Regions from separate parts of the Homo sapiens genome. Here region 1 is linked to region 2. A link is a contact called in ENCODE Hi-C or POLR2A ChIA-PET data. All regions are on one chromosome and are shown on one strand. Each heading gives the region's core, a stretch centred on a gene start or an enhancer-like site at or near the end of the contact. The rest is flanking DNA. Distances are from core to core; before and after follow the strand shown. Region 1 overlaps DHRS3 (dehydrogenase/reductase 3). Region 2 overlaps TNFRSF8 (TNF receptor superfamily member 8).

What was found. A loop is a pair of places that touch in the nucleus more often than their neighbours do. ChIA-PET counts read pairs that join two places held with the same protein, here RNA polymerase II (POLR2A). Pooled maps may share reads with other maps.
Region 1: a pooled map shows a loop between it and region 2 (4-fold over the local background). The contact joins two enhancer-like sites. A Hi-C loop is called at or near these places in 1 of 50 pooled maps. POLR2A ChIA-PET finds 5 or more read pairs at or near these places in 2 of 52 experiments (MCF 10A and OCI-LY7).

The regions. Positions count from the first base shown.
Region 1 is chr1:12,597,911-12,604,837 of GRCh38, forward strand. All of the region lies in intron 1 of DHRS3 (dehydrogenase/reductase 3), which reads right to left. Among named protein-coding and RNA genes, the nearest start is that of DHRS3, 17 kb to the right of the region's middle. RefSeq lists silencers at 5,128-5,313, 6,494-6,788 and an enhancer at 6,494-6,788. Within about 2 kb of position 2,586, at least 16 of the 41 ENCODE cell types and tissues checked have a DNase peak (open chromatin) inside an H3K27ac peak, as active enhancers do.
Region 2 is chr1:12,127,895-12,135,219 of GRCh38, forward strand. The region is part of intron 12 of TNFRSF8 (TNF receptor superfamily member 8); the gene reads left to right. Among named protein-coding and RNA genes, the nearest start is that of MIR7846, 35 kb to the right of the region's middle. Within about 2 kb of position 5,202, at least 15 of the 41 ENCODE cell types and tissues checked have a DNase peak (open chromatin) inside an H3K27ac peak, as active enhancers do.

The DNA.
Region 1 (6,927 bases), core at 1,336-3,835, 470 kb after region 2:
ACCCAGGAAGCCAGCCCCAGCCATCGCACAGAGGGTGCCCAACAGGAACACCCAGTGGGACCTCGTGCCAAGTCACAAGCCTTCCACGCTCCCCCAGGCAGCAGGAAACACAAACACAGCTCCGGCAGAGCCACTCCAGGAAGAACGTATCACACATCCCCAGCAGACAGGTGACACCTGCCAAACTAAAAGTTGCCCGCACATCCAGTCTCTACATGTGCAGGGGCAGTGGACATGGCAGCGTATGAGCTGTAGGGGAAAGAGGAATAATAACAACAGGTAACCTGGGCAACATGGTGAAAGCCTGTCTCCACTAAAAATACAAAAGTTAGCCAGGCATGGTGGTGCGCGCCTGTAGTCCCGGCCACTGGGGAGGATCACGTGAGCCTGGGAGGTTGAGGCTGCAATAACCTGAGATCGCACCAATGCACTCCAGCCTGAGTGATGGAGTGAGACTCTGTCTCGGCAAGTAAAATAAAACAAAAAAAAATAACAACAGTACTCATCATAATTAGCATTTATTTAGGAGCTTCTCTGAGTTCAACAGTGAGGTTTACGGCCCCTTATCCTCCGTTCTAGAATCCAAAAAGCTCTAAAATCCTACATTTATTTTTGACACACGCGTTTAGAGCAAGCCCTAATTGGAACCATCATGAGGCTAGTTCTGGTCTCTTTATCCCACTGTGGTAACTATCACTGTGATTACGGGTGGCTGCCCTAGACCTTGCTGTGGGCATCACTAGGTATATGGCCTATCTGCTGGATTGCATTTCTAAAGTCCAAAACATCAGACCTATGAGACACAGCTAGCCTTAAGGGTTTCAGATAAGGGTCTGTAGACTTGAACTCGGCTTCTTTTTAGAGACAAGGCACTGAGACCCTGGAAGTATAAGTAATTAGTCAAGAGCAAAGCCAGGAACTAGCTGAGCAGAGACCCCCAAACCGGTTGGCGGTACCCCTCAGAGCTGCTAGCAGAAGAAAGAATTCAGCTCTTGTTTTGGAAAAGGAAATAAACATTTTACTGGAGTATCTCAGCATCTCCCTCATACTCCAACATGAAATTCAGAGGTCACTGAGCTGGTAGGCTCAATCACACACCAGGCTGATGTGTCCCAGGGAGACCTTCAGCTAATTAAACGTAATTTATGGACCAGCCTCTAAGGACAAGCCTTAAATTACTTGCAAGCTGTGCCAAGGTAGCTATCCTACAGGCTATTAATTAGGAATCGGTTTAATCTCTGCTAGGACGAAGGTCAACTGCCTTGGAGTTAACCCTTCCGGCTGACTGGTCTCATGCTATCAGGCTGTGGCTCTGGGCCCAGAGGGCCAGGGGATTCAGAGGAAGCGGGACATTCAATGGGAAATGGCCAGGCCAGCACACCCTGCAAAGACCAGGATGCTGGGAGAAAAGCCAGGCCCTTGGCCCATAGGGCCAGTTGAGGCGGGAATTTTCCCAAGCACCAGCCCCACAGAAAGTGATTTTCCGTGGTCCTCAGAGAGCATCACATCCCTCCAACATCAGAGAATTCTGTGGAAAATCAGGCTTCCGTCACCTTCCAGTAATGTGGGCTGGTCGTGCATCCTGTAGAAAGCCTTCAGTGGCTCCCTAGTGCTCTCCCAATCATGTCCAGACTTCACCCCACAACCACCAGGCTCTATGAGGTATGGCCCTGGCCATCTCTCTCCACTCCCTGCTCACACTTTTGTTCTGGCCAGGCCAGGGTCTTTTTCCCAAAGGAAACAAACTCTCTCATCTCCTATTTTCTAGCTCTGCTCTTTCCCTCTGCCTGGGATATTTTCCTTCTGCTGCTTCCATCTCATCCTTAACGCCTCAGCTTAGACCCCAGTCCTAGGCACAGCCAGGTTTCCTTTCCTAGAAGCCAGACTGCCTGGATTCGAATCCCATGGCTACCTGGGCTGTGTGACCTTGGGCAAGTATTTAACGTCTCTGAGCCCTAGTATTTCCATCTTTAAACTGGGAACAGTGACTGTGTCATAGGGTTGCTCTGAGGAGTAAATCAGATTGTCATGTAAATTGTTTAACACGTGGGTAGCACTTTATTAACAACAAAGACTGGTTGGAAGCCCCCGTCTGTGCTTGCAGCTGCCTTCAGCCATGGTCCACCCTACCAAGGCATGTAGGCTCAGAGAGGTCCAGTAACTTGCTCAAGGTCACACGGCAAGTGAATAGAAGAGCCAGCATATGAACTTTGGTGTGGTTGACTCCTGAACTCAAAATCTGAATCTCTATGCTTTACTGGCTCCTTGTGAAAGAAAGAACCGCACATCTGTGTGTGTGTGTGTGTACACGTACACACACACACACACAATCACACAAACATTTCCACTGACTTGAAGGCTCAGGAGATATCCCCAAAGCCAAGGCATGGATCTGCTGGCTGAGGAGGTGTGAGCCCTCGGAGGGCACCATGTGCCCAGTCCACACTGACCTTGTGTCTTGCCATCCCTTAAGGACCCCGTCTCCTCTGCTGTGTGCTCATAGGGAAGTGGCCCGGAGAGGCCAGGTCAGACTCTTAATTCTTTGGCATCTGAGATGTAAGAACACGGGCCGTGCAGCCAAGGGTGGACAGACGCCATGTGGGTGTGTCTGGCAGGACTGCCTGCCTGCATGAAGGTCACGCTGCCCTTTACAGTCACACTGGCCCCAGCTCCCCATGGTGACCTGCTACCAGGCCTGTGAGAGGGGCCACTGCTTGCTGGGCTGTGGGAGCACTAAAAGGAAGACCCCCCTCACCAACCACCTTGGAAGGACCCAATATCATCTCTGTTCTGCTCCCCTGCCCGCAGCTGGAGGGGAGGGAGAGCTGGCCTCTCGCACCTGTGAAGTATCACTAGCAACCATGACCTAGCAAAGGGCTTCCTTTCCTCTCATATCACAGTCTATCTCTCTATCTATCGTCTAGAAAAGTTTCCAAAGTCAGTCTGTTGACAACCTGCTGGACTTTGGTGGCTGAGCATTTTGCCTCTTTGAACTACAATCTCCTTGAAGGCAGAGATTTTAGTTCAACCCTGAAAAGTCCATTCTATCTTTTTTTTCTTGGGGAGATGGGTGGGGGGTTGGGGGGCGCGGTGGTAAGGCATCAGTAAATGACCTGATAAGGTCTGCAGGATTAGCTCTGGAGGGCTGCCTGATACAGGCAGGCCTGGCTCTCCTGGCTGTTTCCACGTGGCATGACTGGAAGATGAGTGTTGTCCTTCCACAAGAAGGTGTACTGGACCCCTTGCTCCTGCTCATTGTATCCCCCCATCTGCCCTGCAGAAGCCGACCTCCCGACTCCCAAACCCTATGGCTTGGCTGGGGCTGGTATACCCCTGGCTCAGAGTCTGGCCATGACCCACAGCTGGCCAAATAGAGCACCATTTCCTTGGTTCAGGCTCACCCAGTCACTGCCAGAGAGACCCAATTCCTGGACCCTTCCAGGACTTCTGGGCAAAGAACACCTGTCTGTCTACTTGAATGGGAGCTGGAAAGGTTACGTTACGAGCAGCAGGGGGCAGGTGTGAGCAGCCCCGTGGCAGAGAGGTCTGCCTCAAAGTGAGGGGAGAGAGAAACTCTCCTGAGTCCTGACAGCACTGAGCCCCTGGAGACATGCCCAAAGTCAGCCCTACCCAGGGACTTCTGGTCCCATGAGTCAATAAACCAATCTGAGGAACACCTCCAGAGCCCCCATCGGGAAAGCTGGAGGTGATGTTGTTTGACCCATATAGACTGCCTGGCTACGGACTCCACTAGGGGCCATCAATGCCATCTCTTCCGTGAAACTATCAACCAAAAGGCAAGACTCATTGGTTACAAGCAGACACCCTGGGTTCCAATCCTGCTGGGTCATTTACTAGCTGTGTGATTCTAAGTTACTGACTCTCAGAGTCCTGTTGGTAAGAAGAAGATGATAACGGTACCCACGCTGGAAGGTTACTTCGAGTAGTAAATGACCTTGTGACGTGTCAGGGCTTAGAACAGTCCCTGGCACACAGTAGGTGCTCAGTAATCACTGGCTCTAACTAGCTACAATGGGTCGGTCATGCATTCATTTAGGCAACAACCATTTATTAAGTATCTACTGTGGGCCAGATACTGTGCCAGTTGCCAGATACTTGGTGAGTGAGAGGGCATGCCCCCTGCCCCTGTGGATATCAACAAGCAGCCACAAAGCGTGGTGAGTTGCTATGGTAACCCCTGACTTTGGCCTCACCGCAGCCCGGTCCTGACCAATTGAGCTACTTGGACGCAGAGATCAAAATGACTAATGCCTTGTGCAGGGGAAGTTGGATGGTTGTGGGGGTTGGGCAGCCAGGACCAGAGAGGAGGCTGTACCCCTGACCAGCCTCAGCCCCTGGGTTGCAGAAAGGCCTATGTTGGACCAGCCCCTGCCTGGGAAGACAGGGGCTGTGCCACGGGTCATCTCAACAGAGGTGAGGCCTCGGGTGGAAGGGAGATGGCCAGACTCCCTGTAGGGAGTGGTTCCCTCCCACAGACTTCTAGAAAGGGTCAAAGTCTCCAATTCCCCCTGAGGGCTTCTGTGGCAGGGGCACAACTCTCTGCTTCCCGGGGGAGTCCCAGAACCAAGGTTGAGTCAGGCCAGTGGGTTTTTTGCCTTTTTTCTCTGATGTCCTGCTGAGCATCTGCTCTAATATGCAGAAGGAGAAGGGCTGGAGCAGGGGGTATCCACCGCCCCCCACCCCCAGGGCCATTGCCCCACCTGGAAGGAGTGGTTGTCTCTTGGAAACGCTCTTGCCATTACCCAGGAGGTGATAGGAGCTTTTTCACTACATTTCCACACCTTCATTTTTCAGATGAGGGAACCAAAGCCCAGAGAGGGTTGCTCGCCCAAGGTCACACAGCAGGTCACTGGGAGGCCCCTCATAATCTACAGCATTAGGCACTGGTTTCCAGCAGCCCTGGCCGGCACCACAAATTGCATGAGTGCTCTGGCCGGAGCCGGCCTCTACCGCCCAAAAGATTTTGGCTGCTGTGACACTGCCTTTGGGCCAGGTCTGGGCTTTGGGGCTGGGGTTGTCAAGGCACACTCTCCCAGGGATGGGTGCTTTGGAGGCAGGGAGGGCCAGGGAGAAGCCTCCTGTGTCCTTTCTGGCAGATGGATTTGGGCTGAGTCCCCCTTGGAGAGGCTGTCTCAGCCCCGCTTGGGCATTCAGAGCTTCTAGCTTGTGGGCACCCCAGAGGTAGAGGAGGTGCCGAGGCTGAGGGCAGGAGGGGTTCCACACATCTGGGGTGGGAGTGTGGGTCCCTCTCCTGAGGGGCAAAAGCCCAAGCGAACTAGAGGGCATTTGGTCCAGAAGCCACAGCACCTTGGAGTAAAGAGCCAAAGGTGGAGGTGTCATTAAAGAGGGGACATCCAGCAAATCCAAGAAGGGTCCATCGAGGAGAGGGAGCGGGCTGAGTCATTTCCTTGAAGCATCATTTTCAAGCCTTATTTTTTTCCTTTCTTTAAAACAATGACTTTCTTTCAAAATGCACACCAAAATCTTAACATGGAATTGTAAGCCACAAAACAGAAGTGACAACACTGATCTGGTCCGCAGGAAGGAGGGGTCCCTCAGAACCCTCCCTGCTCCATCTCCCACGTGGCCCTACCTTCTTGGGGCCTCTAGGGTGCTCCGGAACCCAGTTTGAAAACCTGGACCTTGAACCTCAGCTGGCGCTGAGGTCCGCATGGGGACCGCGGGGCTTGGAGGCTGGTAGAAGTGGTTGGGGGAGGTGGGACGCAGACAGGAGACCGTGTTCCCTAGGAGGCTGTTTCAGTGTGGACAAGATCATCATACGCTTCACTCATCAAAATCCCCGAAAGGCTGCTGAAAAGAGGATTTAAGGCCACATTCCTTGAAGTAGGGATGGCCAATGAGGTAAGAAAGGCTGGGGCCCAGTGGCCTTCACCAGGCTGACCATTGGTGGCCTTAAGCACCAAGCCACACATCTGTACTCTCCACCCTGAGCTTGCCCTGGCTTCAGTGTCACAGGATACCAGGGCGTTCCCTGCCTCTCACACGAGCTCTCGCCCTGAGCCTGCATCTGAGCCTGTAGGACTTGGATGGGTTTTGATTGTATCTAGTCCAAGCCTTCTTAACCCAGAGTCTGGGATAGGCGACAGGGGTACATGACCCCTTAAAAGTACAAAACTTTCAGTTGCACCTTCTTCCTGGGATAGAGTTCATATTTTCTTCAGACCCTTGAAGGGCTCTACAACCAGCAGAAAAATGGAGAGTTCCTGCAACCCCCTCAGTTGCCACCTCCTTCGAGAAGTCTTCTAAGATTTCCCTTAATTTACAGTGATCAAAGCTCTCAGGCCACGCAGAGCTCAGTGACCTCGGGCTTAACTGGAGGGAGCTGTCACTCACTCTCTCCTCTGCAGCTGGGTCTCTGCATGTTAAGATGTCACACTGGTTGTCAAATGAAAGAAATTCAACTGTGCTATTACCCTGCTTGTCAGTTTACTCTTTAAAAGAAACCCTGATAACTGAGGACTATTTTATTCCTTTGGCAAGTCTCCCATTCATTGTATGCAAATACTGCTACTCAGTGCTCTAAATGATGTTTGTGTAAAAGCGGATTTCACTACATCCCTGCCCGCATCCTGTTGACTCATTCACTGCTTATCACCGCTCTCTCCAGAACCCTCTGTGTACTAAGCCCCATTACTTAACAGCTTGTCTCTTGACCTCTCCATGACCCTGAATGAGGCAGGCCAGGCCAGGCTGAGATTATTTGTTGCAGTGGGAAAAGATGGAGTGTTGAAGCTGGGAAACCTGGGTTCAGAATCTGCCCTCAGCGACGTGTCCCAGGACGGCCACTTCACCTGGATCTCAGAAATGCGTGCTGCTGGCCGGGTGCGGTGGCTCACGCCTGTAATCCCCGCACTTTGGGAGGCTGAGGCGGGTGGATCACAAGGT
Region 2 (7,325 bases), core at 3,952-6,451:
CAAAGAACTGAGCCCTGAGACTCAATGGTGGACATCTTATCTCAGGTCGTTTTTGACCCTCTAGCTTCTGGTGGGACCTTGGGGTCTGGGTTCCGAGGCTCAAGATGGACAGAAAGTGAAGCCAAGACAGGCAAGCTCACAGAGCACCGGGTGAGAATGGACCGAGCTGGCCGGATGCCCCTTTCCCTCCTGAGCCGTGGGTGGTGAAGGAGGGAAGGAGCACTGGTTTATTGGCACTGGTTTATTGGTTCGTTCATTCATCTATTCACATGGTCTTCACGGAGCACTTCCTCCTTGCAGGCTCTGTGCCGGGCCCAGAAGCTGTTCTAGCTCCCTCCAAGCTTTTAGACTAATTCCGACTGCCCGCAGAGGCCAAAGGCAGACGGGAGGGGAGTGTGCGCCCCTTGGCCTCCCACATCCCAGACCTGGGGCAGAGGGTGCTCTTGGTTCCTTTGAGCAGTGAGCACATCAGGGATCTGTGGTCCGTGCAGGTGCGATGAGAGGCCCACCAACCAGCCCTCGAGTGGATCGACCTTCCCGTGTGTGTCCTCGGTGACAGGCATTTGCAAAGCACACACGTGATCTCATCCACTCCTCCGGTGGCCTGTGAGGTACTTACTGTTATCCCCGTTGCACAGATTAGCAGCCTAAGGCACAGGATGGTGAAGTAATTCGTTTAAGGCCACGTGCTGGGTGAGCCGTAGGACGGGGATTTTATCGTGGTTGTTGAGATGTTTGTAAAAAGATTTTTCACCCTTGGCACCATTGACATTTGGGAATGGATGGTTCTTTGCTGTGGAGCGCTATCCTATAGGACGTTGTACAGCCCCTCTAGATGCCAGTAACCTTCCCTACTTGGGACAACCAAAAATGTCTCTAGACATTGCCATGTGGCCCCTGGGGAAAACCTCCTGGTTGAGAACCACTGGTCTAAAATTCTTTTTTTTTTTTTTTTTTTGAGACAGAGTCTCGCTCTGTCACCCAGGCTGGAGTGCACTGGTGCCATCTGGGTTCACTGCAACCTCCGCCTCACGGGTTCAAGTGATTCTCCTGCCTCAGCCTCCTGAGTAGCTGGGATTACAGGCTCCTGCCACCATGCCTGGCTAATTTTGGTATTTTTAGTAGAGACGGGGTTTCACCGTGTTGGCCAGGCTGGTCTCAAACTCCTGACCTCATGATCCGCCTGCCTCGGCCTCCCAAAGTGCTGGGTTTGCAGGCATGAGCCACCATGCCTGGCCTTAAAATTCTTTTAATCCTTCATTTTTATGAGCACTTGAGTCATTTTCTATTATTCCAGGGAGATTTAGGTTGAAAGAAATTCTTTTTTTGTTTTGAAACAGTTTCAAACTTATAGAAATGGTATAAGTATGAAGAATTCATTTTGACCTGAACCATTTGAGAGTAACTGACTGACTGGATGTCTCTCACCCCGAAAACTTCAGTGTGTGTTTCAGACAGACAAGGGTGTATTTTACACGATGTGGTAAGGATCGTCAGAATTGGAATTCACACTGATACATGACCCACAATGAATTCTCAGGCCCTGTTGAAGTTTCTTTATTTGTCCCAATAATGTCCTTTATAGCAGAGGACTCCAGCTCAGGGCCACGTGTTACATTTGCTTGTCTGGTTTCTCGAGTCTCCTTCTGTCCGGATCCGTTCCCCAGGCGTTTCTTTCACTTACTGGGAAGAGCGCAGGCTGGTGATTTCATGGATGCTCCTTGCTTTGGGTTTGTCTGGTGTTTTCTCCCGAGTGGATTCAGGTCATGCATCTTGGGCTGGAAGGTCCCAGGAATGATGCTGGCCTCTTCTCTCTCAGGGCGTCCTGCCAGGTTTCGATGTCTCCCTTTCCTGGTGCTGTGTACTTTGAGCGCTCGACGGAGGTGATGTCCTGCCGGGCCTCTCCACTGTGACGTCTCCATTTGCTCCTCGGTCATTACTAAGTCTTTAGGGGCGTTACTTGAGACTATGTCAATAGCCCATTCTTCAGCAGACCTTCATTTTCTCTATTTATTTGTTTATTTTTTTGAGACAGGGTCTGGCTCTGTCACCCAGGCTGGAGTGCAGTAGTGTGATCTCGGCTTACTGCAACCCCCGCCTCCTGGGTTCAAGCAATTCTCCTGCTTCAGCCTCCCAAGTGGCTGGGATTACAGGCGTGTGCCACACAATGCCTGGCTCATTTTTTGTATTTTCAGTAGAGACAGAGTTTCACCATGTTGGCCAGGCTGGTCTCGAACTCCTGGCCTCAAGTGGTCCTCCCGCCTCGGCCTCCCAAAGTTCAGGGATGACAGGCGTGAGCTGCCACCGCGCCCAGCCCAGAACTTAATTTTCTTCACTTACATATTTATATCTGTATGGATTCATGGGGCCCTGTTCTGTTCAATGGGTTGTAATCTCTTACCATCATTTTTTATTTTGGTGCTCAAATGGTCCCAGATGAGGTCAGGGAGAGCCCCTTTAAGCTGGCTCTTGTGTGCTTTGGTGTATCCTCATCCTGTGCTTTGAGCACGTCCCTTATTCTGAGATGTTCCCAGCTTAACTTGTGTGCTCCTGCCCCGGCCCTGGAATCAGCTGCCTCTCCAAGGAGCCCGGGGTTTGCATCTCGGGGTACCTGTTGCCAAAGCCTAGCTGAACCTCTGTGCCAAATTCCCCCCTTGGGCCTGTTCTGCTTCCCACAGCACTGGGGAATCACAGGCCAGAGAGGGGAGGGGACTAAAAGTGGAGAATAACAGGGATGGAAGGGACCGAGAGCTTTACATCGCATGTGAGAACGCACGTGCTCCGTGAGCGTGGGCTTCAGAGCAGCCTGTGACACCGTGCACTTGTGCAAGGGGGCCTGCTGCTGCCCAGCATGGTCCTGGACTTGTGTCCCTGGGGGTACCAGACAGGCTTACAAGAAGACAGTGGTTATTCCAAAAGGCAAGGAAACCAACAAATAAGACTAGCAGATAGAATCAACATTTTTAGGGGAAGAGCAGTTATGAAATCTGACCTCTGTACTTGGCAAGATTTGTTCTGGGTCTTTATCAAAATCCTCATGGGTTGTAACACGGCTCTTGTCAATGTCAGAGCCTTCCAGATTCCGCCTTTTTACCTCTGTGATTTTACACTTGTTTGGGAGAGTCGGTATTGAACTCTGACTTTCCATTCAGTGTGACGGAGTGCAGAGCCATGTTACTTACCATCCTGGGCTTTTCCTGAACCTGCTGTGTGCTCAACAGCATCCTGGACACCTTCTTTTTAAAATAGTTTAATTTTTAAAAATTCTAAGTAGGCCAGGTGTAGTGGCTCACACCTGTAATCCCAGCACTTTGGGAGGCCAAGGTGGGTGGATCACCTGAGGTCGAGAGTTCAAGACCAGCCTGGCCAACAAGACAAAACCCCATCTCTACTAAAAATAAAAAAATTAGCCAGGCATGGTGGCACACACCTGTAATCCCAGCTACTCGGGAGGCTGAGGCAGGAGAATTTCTTGAACCTGGGAGGTGGAGGTTGCAGTGAGCTGAGATTGCACCACTGCACTCCAGGCTGAGCAACAGAGCGAGCCTCCGTCTCAAAACAAACAAACAAACAAACAAAAAAACATTCTAAGTGGCCTTCATTTTTAAGTTTTTTGTTTTTTGTTTTTTGTTTTGGAGACAGGGTGTCACTCTGGAGTGCCATGGTACAATCATGGCTCACTGCAGCCTTGACCTCCTGGGTTCAAGTGATCCCTCAGCCTCCCCAGTAGCTGGGACTACAGATACACACCACCACGCCCAGCTAACTTTTCTATTTTTTGTAGAGACCAGGTCTCCCTTTGTTGTGCAGGCTGGTCTCTAACTCCTGAGCTCAAGTGATCTGCCCACCTCGGCCTCCCAAAGTGCTTGGATTATAGGCGAGAGCCACTGTGCCCAGCTAGTCCTCATTTTTTTTTTGAGGCAGAGTCTCGCTCTGTTGCCCAGGTTGGAGTGCAATGGCGCAATCTCAGCTCACTGCAACCTCTGCTTCCCGGGTTCCAGCAATTCTCCTGCCTCAGCCTCCCGAGTAGCTGGGATTATAGGCGCGCGCCACCATGCCCAGCTAATTTTTGTATTTTTAGTAGAGATGGGGTTTCACCAGGTTGGCCAGGCTGGTCTGGAACTCCTGGCATCGTGATTTGCCCACCTCAGCCTCCCAAAATACTGGGATTACAGGCATGAGCCACCACGCCCAGTCTCATTTTTAAAAATAGTTTTAGATGTACAGAAAATTGGAGAAGACAGCACAGGAGTTCCCACATGCCCCACACCCAGTTTCCTCTGTGATTAGCATCTTAAGCCAGCATCGTTCATTTGTCAAAATATGTGAACCATTATTGACACAGGATTACAAACGAAAGCCCACACTGTGTTCAGGGTTCCCTTGCATTGCCTAAGGTTCCAGGATCCCATCCAGGAGCCACGTCACATTCAGTCATCATGTCGCCTTAGGCTACTCTGGCCTGTGGCCGTTTCTCAGATCTTGTTTCTCAAGACCAGTTTCCCTGATGGCCTTGGCAGTTTTTGAGTATTGATCAGGTGTTTTGCGGGACGCCTGTCTCCTGGGATCTGTCTGATGTCTTCCCCATGATTAGACTGGAGTTATGCATTGGGGGAAGAAGACCACAGAGGTGAAACGTCATGCTCATCACATCAAATCTTGGCTGGGCGCAGTAGCTCATGCCTGTAATCCCAGCACTTTGGGAGGCCAAGCCTGGCAGATCACCTGAGGTCAGGAGTTTGAGACCAGCCTGGCCAACATGGTGAAACCCTGTCTCTACCGAAAATACAAAAATTAGCCGGGTGTCATGACACGCACCTGTAGTCCCAGCTACTTGGGAGGCTGAGGCAGGAGGATCGCTTAAACCCCAGAGGCAGAGGTTGCATTGAGCTGAGAACGTGCCACTACACTCCAGCCTCGGTGACAGAGCGAGACTCCATCTCAAAAAAAAAAAAAAAAAAAAAAAAATCAACCTGATTTACCACTGGGCACCTTCACTTTTGATATCTCTTTTAATCTTCTCAACAAGCCCCAAAGTTGATGTGATTCATCCCATTTTCCAGCTGGGAGGACAGAGGCTCGGAGAAGGGAAGTAATATTGTGCTGAGTTTCACCGCCAAGGAGGCCCCTGCTCCAGGGTGGCTAAGCGGCCTCATTGTTTTTGACATTTGGCTGGTTTTCAATTTGAGGGTTATTATAAACCCGCTGCTGTGCTCGGCCTTTTTGTTTTCTTTCGGGTTATTTCCTGAGGGTGTGTTCCCTCAAGAGGGATGACTGGGTAAAGAGTGTGAGGTTTTTGTTGCCAGATGGCTCTTTAGAAAAATGGAACCAGCCTGCAGGGTATGGGCAGCTCTGCGATCCCGTTCACCCACTTCCCCTTCAAGGCCGAGTTGTGTCATTTTTATTTATTTTGTTTTGTTACTTTGTCACACTTTTTTTTTTTTATTCTGTTGGCCACCCCCAGTGACTTGGTACCAAAGAACAGTTGGCTGCTTGTAAAACTCAAAATCACTCTGGAGGGACCATGATTTAGTTTCACTGACGTCATTGAAAAGAATGTGCCTCGGCCGGGTGCCGTGGCTCACGCCTGTAATCCCAGCACTTTGGGAGGCCGAGGCGGGTGGATCACGAGGTCAAGAGATCGAGACCAGCCTGGCCAACATGGTGAAACCCCGTCTCTACTAAAAATACAAAAATTAGCTGAGCATGGTGGTGCGTGCCTGTAATCCCAGCTACTCGGGAGGCTGAGGCAGGAGAATCGCTTGAACCCAGGAGGCGGAGGTTGCAGTGAGCCGAGATCGCGCTGCTGCACTTCACCCTGGCGACAGAGTTAGACTCCATCTCAAAAAAAAAAAAAAAAAAAAAAAATTACCCCTGGCCGGGCAAGGTGGCTCATGCCTGTAATCCCAGCACTTCGAGAGGCCGAGGCGGGCAGATCACCTGAGGTCAGGAGTTGGAGACCAACCTGGCCAACATGGTGAAACCTTGTTTCTACTAAAAATACAAAAATTAGCCGGGCGTGGTGGCACATGTCGGTAATCCCAGCTACTTGTGAGAATTGCTTAAACCTGTGAGGCAGAGGTTGCAGTGAGCCAAGATCGTGCCACTGCACTCCAGCCTGGGTGACAGAGTGAGACTCTGTCTCAAAAAAAGAAAAAATTACCCCTAAGAGTGTTTCCCAAACTCACCTAGTGTCCACACAGCGTGTTCAAATGGTCAGTCTTGCGTATACTTTATCCTACTTGTTGACTGAGCACTGGTGAGCATATCTGTGAGGACTCAGGGCTGGTGGCTCTCCAGAGCTGCTGAAGTCAGAGATGTGTGCAGGAGGCGGCGTGGCTGACATACGGGCATCTTGGTGGCAGATTTGTCTAGCCAGGGATGTGTGCCTGACAACAGCATATTCCAGATCTCCGTAGGTAGCGTTCTCAGGAGTGGTTAAAAGCTGGGCATCCCTGGAGGATGGTCTGCTCTGGGAACTGACTTGCTCCAGGATGAGTTAGATGCCCGGATGCCCTCTCACCTTTCTCAGATGGCCAGTGAGCCAAGGTTAAATGTTAAATGTCAATATGTGCTTGGGCGTGACCTGGCCCCTGTTTAATATGGGAGAACAATGGGAGTGGAGGGTAGAGGTTTGAGATGAGAAGATAGAGGTTGTGCGTTGAGAATCATTGTATCAGCACCTCCTGAGCCTACAAAAGGATGGGATTGAAGGAAATGAGATGGCCCGAGAGCAGTTGTCCTCCTCGAAGGCTGCCACCTGGGTGCTTTCAGGCACAAGAAAGAGAAAATCGAAGTCCAGCTGGAGTCAGAAGGGCTCCACAGCAGACTGGCTTCGGGCGTGTCCCAGGCAGGGTCCAGGTGGCATCTGCAGGATCCATCATCCTGTCTCCATGACCTGCCTTGAGGTCCTCCATGTGGGTTTTGCCTGGTATTCCAGAGAATTCGGGGCTCTCCACACCCTGGAGACAGTAAGGTGGGCGCAGCAGCCACAGACGAGCCTCTGACCCAGTGGAAGCCTCCTGGGCTCTGGTTGGGCCTGTGCTTCTCGTGAACCAATCCTTGCATGTGCGCGGGGGTGGGGGTTGGGAGAGTGGTTCAGTGTGTTCATTGGTTTAGTCATTAGGAATGAGAGTGGCAGCCAGGTGTGGTGGCTCACGCCTGTAATCCCAGCACTTTGCAAGGCCAAGGCGGGCAGGTCAGGAGGTCAGGAGTTTGAGACCGGCCTGGCCAACGTGGTGAAACCCCGTCTCTACTGAAAATACAAAAAAATTAGCTGGGGTTGGTGGCACGAGCCTATAATCCCAGCTATTCGGGAGGCTGAG